Regions from separate parts of the Homo sapiens genome. Here region 1 is linked to region 2. Evidence: chromatin contacts called from ENCODE Hi-C or POLR2A ChIA-PET data. All regions are on one chromosome and are shown on one strand. Each heading gives the region's core, a stretch centred on a gene start or an enhancer-like site at or near the end of the contact. The rest is flanking DNA. Distances are from core to core; before and after follow the strand shown.

Region 1 (4,202 bases), core at 1,460-3,959, 46 kb before region 2:
ACTTTTCAGAGAAGTTCTCTTGGGCATGTACATCCTAGTTCTCAACAAGTCTCCCAGATTCTGGAGGCTGGCTCATAACCAATCACAGGCTCAAAACAGAAGGTCTTTCTCTGCAAACATCATTGCACCGGCACTGTGAGGAGCTCCATTGAGTTACCATATGTATATATGGAGAGACAAATCCATTATTATAATTGCAGACTTCAATACCCATCTTTCAATAATGGATAGATTAAGAAAACAGAAAATCAAATGACCTGAATAGTACTATCAATCAGTGTGATCTACTAACATATATCTATTACATTAATTGAATCAATGTTTAAAAACCTTCCAAAAAAAGAAAAAAACACCAGCACAGATGTTTTCAATGGTGAATCCTATCAAGCATTTAAGGAAGAAACAATACCAGTTCTCCACAATATCTTCCACAAAATAGAAGCAGAGAGAATGCTTCATAACTTATTCTATGATACCAGAATTTCACCAATACCAAAATCAAATTAAGACATTACAAGTAAAGAAAATTAAGAACAATTATCTGTTATGAGAATAGGTGGAAAACTTCAAACAAAATGTTAGCTTTAAATCAATCCAATAATGTATCAAAAGAATTATACACCACAACCAAGTGGGATTTATCCCATATATTCAAGGCTGGCTCAACATTTTGAAATCAATTAATTAATCCATCACATCAATAAGCTAAATTTTTTAAAAAATCATATTACTATATCAATTGATGCAGAAAACCACTTGATAAAATCCAAAACCCATTCATGATTTAAAAAAAAAATCCTCTTACCAAAATATTCATTAATTGTAACAAATAAACATGCCCTATATATATGATTTCATATATATAAATATATGAATATATATATGAATTCTTATATAAATATATGAATATATATGAATTCATATATAAATATATGAATATATATGAAATCATATATAAAAATATTTGTATATGAATTCATATATATTCATATATTTATATCTATATGAATTTATATATATGAATTCATATATATATGAATATATATAAATATATGAATATATATATGGTGTGGTTTTATATATGATGCTGATAATGGGGCAAATGGGTGTGAAATATATAAGAACTCTCTTTGCAAACTTTCTGTAATATAAACTAATTCTGAAATTAAAAGTTTCCTTTTTTAATTATTTTTCAATTTGGCCCATTTTCTAGTGGAGAAAGGAAGCAACTTTATACACAACTATGAAGCAGAGAAGAAGGTGGAATGTGAATTGTTCTGACGGTGTTAAATGGTAGGACGTTATTAATCTGGGGAAAATAAAGGTGACAAGTTGTAACTTTGCATGACATTTGAAAGCACTGCTAAAGGAGGATGTAGCAGGCTGCCTGGAAAGTCACCAGCACTTTGAAAACAGTGGCTGCCCAAGTTCTTGACTGTGTTGTCATACAGGTACCTCACTCAAAGGGTGGGTGCCAAACTGGGAGACTGTATTTGTGCTTCTGTTGTGTGTGTGTTGTTTTTTTCTTTCTTTCTTTCTAATTTAGTCTTCAGGTCTCTCTCACATGAGTGCGATAAACTCTAGCACTTCCCTGATTCAGGAATTTGGTGATAGATGTTTGCAGTGTGCCTCTCATAAGATACTTCTTTATCCTTGTGGATGGGCTGATACCTAAGTGTCACTTGTGACCAGCTATCACTTTCACAGAAACTGATTTTTACTGCCCTTGTGGATCATGTCTCACCTGTGTTCAGTTTATTCCTACTAAGATAGCCAATGTCTAGGAAAGCCCTGCCCAGGAGAGAAGTTATTCTCTGGTCTATGGATCAGATGAGAAAGAGGAGGCAACTCAACAAAATCCATGAAATCACAGAAGCAGTTTCTTACAGATCCCAGAGAGAAGAAGGCAGCATGCTTCACAGGGCCAGTGGGAAAGGAGGAGCCAACAGGGAAACAAACGTTCAAACAGTGGATGGGGAACAAGAGAGAGAACAAGGGACCTACGGGCCAAAGTGTTCATTGGAGTCCAAGGCATTATCCCAGCAGGCTTCCCAAGGGGAGTTCTAATTGATTAGAGCCAGCAGGCATCAGCTCCGTGCAGTCATGCTGCAACTGAGACATGATCACTGTGGCACATCTGTGAGATCCATGCTGGGGGTGGGAGTCAGTGAGGTAAGTCAAGTAGGTTGTATCCAGCTGTCTCATAGGAAAGTGGTCAGCAGGGGATGATTTATAGGGCAGATGTCCAGGTCAACCATGCTCAGGAACTGGGAGCAGGTAAAGAACTAGGCACCATGTCAAGGGTGACAAGGAAGTTAAACCTATATTCAAAGTGGATGTTGAAGCCACACAAAATTATAAGAATTCACTACAGCTTCCTATACCAGTCTGCACATTAAAATCACAGAAATACTGCATAGAAATACCAATTCCTAGGCCACCTATGGTGATGTTAATTTAGTAGGTCTGCAATGAGACCCAGGAATTTTTATATTTAGATGGGTGTACATTTTACCCTAAGCCTTTCGTTTAGATGATTGCAACCACAATTCTTTCAGGCAAATTATTCAACTACTTGGAATCCACATCCACATCCTTTTCTCCTGACTGAAACAGAGGAAAGTATTTTTCCCTAGCCCATCCTAGAAACGTATAACTCACTCACCGCTCCCTATTACAAAGAATACCCCTGCTCTATGGTTTGTATGGAATGTGACTCCAAGTACTGATCTCATTTGAATTGTTTCCTTTATACCTGCACGGCCACCTATGTGTCCCTGTCAATGTTGTTTTTGTGTTTTCCACATGTCAATGCATATGTTTCCAAGTACACGCCTGACAGCGAAGAGAAGTCTTTAACTTGATAAAAGTGAACCTGGATGTTAGCTAGTTTGAACTGATGAAGCAGTGAGAGGCGTCGCATGGTACAGCTTGCATTAAACTGGTTTGCACCTCAACTTCAGTGGGTATATAAACCCCCAGGGCCTTGTTAACTGCAGATGCTGATTCAGTAGGTATAGGATGGGGGTGGAGAGTCTGTTCTCAGGTGAGGTGGAGGCTCCTGGTCTTGAATGCAAGGCATCACTCCCTCTAGAAGAGGTGTGTACCCTTGGTCTCTGAGGCAAACCATTACTCTCCCCAGGTGACTGGGTGCCCTTGGTCTCTGATGTAGACCATTGCCCTCTCCAGGTGATTGTGGTACCCTTTCTGTCTGATATAAGGCATCACCCTCTCCGGAAAGTAAATCTCCAGTGGCTGGGAGGAAGCTACATTATTGATTGTCACTGAACACTCTATGAGACAGAGACTTGAGCGGAGAGTGTTGTGCCTTGTGGTGTGTGTAGAGTAAGGTTTGCCTTACAACTCAGCAATGGTGAAAGGGAGGAATGGTATCCCAGGACACCAGCGGCAACTCATATCTTCTCTTGAGAATTTGGTTGGGTGGGCAGACGTCCACAGTAAGGGGCCCTTCTTCAACAGCTTCCAGGTACCAAGAGGAGTCTCTCTCCCCTGTCCATGGTTTGAGAAACTCAGGAGGTGCTGTGTTCCCTGCAAGTTACTGAGCTGTTGTTATTGTTTACCTGGTCCCTTCAGGCATGCTGTTAAAAAAAAAATCAGTACTCTGATTTGCACAGATTTGCACAGTACTCTGATTTTTCACTTATCTTTGGAATGTTCATCAACACTAGTTTGTGCCCAGTACTGCAGTTTCTGCTCTATGTAGAGCAATGAATAAAACACAGCCTCTGTCCTCACATAGCTTTCACTGCCTTTCAGGTGATAAGCATGTCAATCAATAATCACAGAATTGATCCATATGGATGTGATGGTAGATGTGTTCACTACACAGATAGTTTTGATCACCTACTATGTGCCCAGCACTACTCTGGATACTTGTAATTCATCAATAAACCAATAGCAACAAAAACATAGATTTCTTGGCCAAGCATGATGGCTCACACCTGTAATCTCAGCACTTTAGAAGGCTAAGGAGGGTGGATCACTTCAGGACAGGAGTTTGAGACCAGCCTGGCCAACATGGCGAAACCCCGTCTCTACTAAAAATACAAAAATTAGCCAGGCATGGTGGCACATGCCTGTATTCCCAGCTACTCGGGAGGCTGAGGCATGAGAATTGCATGAACCCAGGAGATGGAGATTGTGGTAAGCTGAGGTTGTGCCACTACACTCCAGCCTGGGCA
Region 2 (4,410 bases), core at 1,819-4,318:
TTATCCAATGTCACAGAGAAAATTCCAGTTGATATAAATATTTGGATGTTTATTCTGTACTATTTGGTATACTTTTCTATATCTGGATATCCTTACCAATAAAAGCAATCACTGCTGACTTAAAAAAATAACAGCAGAAAAATCATGGGAGGAATAAAAGATATCAAATCTCCATTTAGCAATACATCCCTATAACTTGCCTGGTACTTGAGAGCTTTCCAGATGCTTGCACCAAAAGGAACTATCAACAGAGTAAACAGACAACCTACAGAATGGAAGAAAACATTTGCAAATTACACATCCAACAAAGATCTAATACCCAGAATCTATAACAAGCTTTAACAAGTCAACACACACACAAAAAAACCTCATTATAAAATGGGCAAAGGACATGAACAGACACTTCTCAAATGAAGACATACACTCAGCCAACAAGCAGATGAAAAAATACTCAACATCATTAATCATTAGAGAAATGCAAATTAAAAACCACAATGAGATATCATCTCACACCAGTCAGAATGGCTACTATTAAAAGTTCAAAAAACAACAGATTCTGGTAAGGTTGCAGAGAATACGGCTCGTTTATACACTGCTGGTGGGAATGTAAAGTAGTTCAGCCACCATGGAAAGCAGTTTGGAGATTTCTCAAGGAACTTAAGACAGAAATACCCTTCAGCCTAGCCATCCCATTTTGCGTATATACCCAAAGAGATATAGATCATTCCACGGCAAAGACATATGCGTGCATATGTTGATCACAGCACTATTTACAATAGCAAAGACATGGAATCAGCCTAGATGCCCATCAGTAGTGGACTGAATAAAGAAAATGAGGTACATATATACCATGGAATACTACACAGCTATAAAATAACAAAATTATGTCCTTTCAGGATAATGGCTGCAAGCCTAAGCAAATTAAGACAGAAACAGAAAACCAAATACCACATATTCTCACTTATAAGTGGGAACTAAACATAGAGCACACATGGACATAAAGAAGGGAACAATAGACACCAAGCATACTTTTCTAGGTGGTGAAAATTTTCTGCATCTTGGCTATGCAATTGTATTCATTTCTCAAAACTCATTAAAATATGCACTTAAAAGTTGGCTTTTTAAAGTATAAATTCCTAAACCTGACCAAAATACATTTGCAATAAACATCTCCCCGTGCCCTGCCCCACAGACATAATATCATGCTGTTATAATAATAGTGTATATACAATTTTTTGAGAACTCTCTTCCCACTGGATATACTTTTTGAATAGCTTTCCCTGTTGCTGCACTATTCTGAGTCTGAGATGCTGCCATCCAGGATGGTCCTAGGCTCCAGCCACTGGAGGGAAAACAGCTAATCCAGTGAGATCCAACACGTGATAAGACCAGCATCCTGAGTGTGCTTTCCGGTGTTGTGAAATTAATTGACGTGTCACCAGTCCCAAATTCACATTTTCTCCGTGAGGCATCTGGGGGATGCAATCGTGTCAGAGAGCTGTGAGGCATCAGAAGTGAGGCTGGCACAGACTCCTCTCAGCAGGCCAGGGGTGCATCGCTCCTCCCCTTTTCTCGGGCACTTCCCAGCGTGAAGCTGCTGACTCCATGCCATGTGTACTTTTAGAAATGAAATGCCCCAGCCCACTTCACTCTTGGCATCTATGGATTGGAGTGAACACTGAAGTTAACAGACATCTGAATAAGAATAGAAAAGAAATCCAAACAGAAAAACCACATTCCCTTCCAGTCTAGTTAAAGCCATAATTTTAAATTAATCACTCACATTCTGTTCAGAGGTTATTTTCTTGGTCTATGACATAGTCACCCAGGATACTCATAACTGGTAATAAAAATTATGAGGGCAATTAAAAATACCAAGACTCCGGTTCCGCACAATGAGCCTTGCCCCTGACCAACCAAATGGCTCATCATCCATCCCGAGGGCAACCACTGGGTGCCTTCTCTGATGGCCTCTTCCAGAAGGCTTCTCCAATTACAATGGTCTGTGACTTGTGATGACACAATCTCCTAAAACCCCAAATCTTCTACAAACTCTTCCAACTCCAGTAACCCCCAAAGCAGGGCAAACTAAATAGATAGTCCATTTCCTTCCCAGGGGATAGAGTCAGAGTCATTAAAAGTGGTCTTTAATGTGAGAAATTGAAAAGGAGTTGGGAAAGTGATAATAACTTCTGCAAGACCAGGAAAGTGTCATTAAAGACATGATGGGAAACCAGTGAGAACCCTGCTCACTTTGGGCCATTATTGATGGGTAATGAAAACATAAAGGAGTTCATAGGGAGTGAGACAAAGCTTTCAGGCTATGAGGAGTGACTTCCAGAGGAAGCAAGGTCCTGAAGGAGATGTACTCAAAAGAAAAGAATAGCATAAAAGGGGCATAGAGGGAGAAGGGGCACTAGAGGTGGGGAGGAGGGGAGAGGGTCACAACTGGGGCAGACCACAAGCATTGGCAAGAAGGGGAGGGGGACAGAAAAGAGCAGCCCAGAACCATGGGTGCCTTTCTTCCCGTTGTGCAATTTTTTTTTTTTTTTTGAGACCGAGTCTCACTCTGTCACCCAAGCTGGAGTGCAGTGGTGCGATCTCGGCTCACTGCAATATCCGCCCCCGGGGTGCAAGTGATTCTCCTGCTTCAGCCTCCCCTCCCGAGTAGCTGGGATTACAGGCGCCTGCCACCGTGCCCCACTAATTTTTATATTTCTTGTAGAGATGGAGTTTCACCATCTTGGCCAGGCTGGTCTTGAACTCCTGACCTTGTGATTCCCCCACCTCGGCCTCCCAAAGTGCAATTTTTGATGCTGAGTAAAACTGAAAGCTGTGCCCCATTGGAAGGCTGTTGTCCCACACACCTTACACTCATAAAGTTTCTCCCCAGTGCAAACTCTGATGCAGAACCTAGATGATTTTTCAACTGGATGCTTTCTCACATTCCTGGCATTCATGAAATTCTCCCCCAGTGTGTGTTCCTTGCTGCACTGTGAAGCAAGAGACACAGGGAGCCTTTGCCAGCATTCCCCAAGTTCACAGACGGTTTCCCAGCATGGAATCTCTGGTGCTGAAGAATTACCCACCTCTGGCAGAAGGCCCTGCATGCTCTTTACATTCATAACATTTCTCTCCCTGTAGACTCTGTGATGCTGAATCAGGACAGAGGAAGACTAAAACTACACCCACACCCTTTACATTTGTAGGGTTTCTCCTTAGTGTGAATGCACACTCATGAACCGAAAAGCATGTTCATATTCCTTACATTCAAAGGGTTTCTCCCCAGTGTGGGTTCTCTGATGCTGAATAAGTGTTCCATTATATCTGAAGGTTTTCCCCAAGTCCCCACATTTCTAGGGCTTCTCTCCATTATGAAGTTTCTGATGTTGCAGAAGGAAGGACTTTCTTTCCTCCTTTCTTTCCTCCTTCCCAATGCCCAGTGAAGGCATTGTCTACATGCTTGATGTGAGCAGGGCTTCTTCCCAGTGTGGATTTTCTGGTGCCATGACTATTTCAACCCATATCTGAAGCCTTTCCCATCTTCTTTCCACTGTAGACCTTCTCATGAGCAGGGATCCTGTGGTGCTTGTGAAGATCTGAATGTCAGTTGAAATATTTGCTACATATATGGAACAACTGCATCCTAGCAATGCTCTGAATTGCAATGAGGTGTGTGCTGACTTCACTTTTTCCCAATTTCTTGGCTATCTCCTCTTTAGATGGTGGAGGGTTATAACCTTGGGCTGTCAAAACCCTAAATTCTCTGCTCTTTAATTTTGTTTTCTTCCCTGTGTCGTACAGCTGCAGCTTCTCTGAACCGTCCCTGAGGTCAGAGTCCTGGGGAACATCAGCAATGCTGCCCTGGACATCTGACACTCAGGATCCTCTGAAATGTTCAGCTTTGGATCTGGTTCCCACTCCTGGTCTTGGTTTTTCCACCTATGCAGCATCTCTCGGAGCCTCTTCATCCATGGGTGCCCAAGGATCAATGCTTTTTTTTTTTTTCTTTTTTTGTCTTTAGTTTTCTAAAGTTCAATTATGATGTGTTTTGTTTTGTAATTATTTAGGCTTATCTTGTTTGGAGAACACTCGGCTTTTTTAAAGTGTTGCTCTACATTCTTTGTCAAATCTGAGACATTTTCAGCCTTTGTTTCTTCAGTTAGTTTCTCAGCCCCACCCTTTTATTGCCCTCCCTCTGGGACTCTGATGGTACAAATGTTAGATCTGTGTTACTGTCTCACAGTTTTCTCACTGTTGTTTGTATTAGGTAATTATATTGCTCCATCTTCAAGTTCACTGATTCTTTCTTTTATATTCATCCTGTTAACAAGCCTATACAGTAAGTTTTAAATTTCAGTCATTGTATTTTTCAGTTCTATCATTTCCTTTCAGTTCTCTTTCACAGTT

What was found. Hi-C counts contacts between places; a loop is a spot of excess contacts on that map. ChIA-PET counts read pairs that join two places held with the same protein, here RNA polymerase II (POLR2A). Pooled maps may share reads with other maps.
Region 1: a map of PC-9 shows a loop between it and region 2 (5-fold over the local background). The contact joins two enhancer-like sites. A Hi-C loop is called at or near these places in 3 of 168 maps with a recorded cell type or tissue (Calu3, IMR-90 and PC-9), 7 of 37 single-sample maps with no recorded cell type and 4 of 50 pooled maps. POLR2A ChIA-PET finds 5 or more read pairs at or near these places in 4 of 52 experiments (AG04449, AG04450, PC-9 and 1 more).

The regions. Positions count from the first base shown.
Region 1 is chr7:46,190,363-46,194,564 of GRCh38, reverse strand. No RefSeq gene overlaps it. Among named protein-coding and RNA genes, the nearest start is that of IGFBP3, 270 kb to the right of the region's middle. Within about 2 kb of position 2,709, at least 2 of the 41 ENCODE cell types and tissues checked have a DNase peak (open chromatin) inside an H3K27ac peak, as active enhancers do; they include PC-9, where a contact is called at or near this core.
Region 2 is chr7:46,144,154-46,148,563 of GRCh38, reverse strand. It overlaps the pseudogene ZNF619P1. Among named protein-coding and RNA genes, the nearest start is that of IGFBP3, 230 kb to the right of the region's middle. Within about 2 kb of position 3,068, at least 4 of the 41 ENCODE cell types and tissues checked have a DNase peak (open chromatin) inside an H3K27ac peak, as active enhancers do; they include PC-9, where a contact is called at or near this core.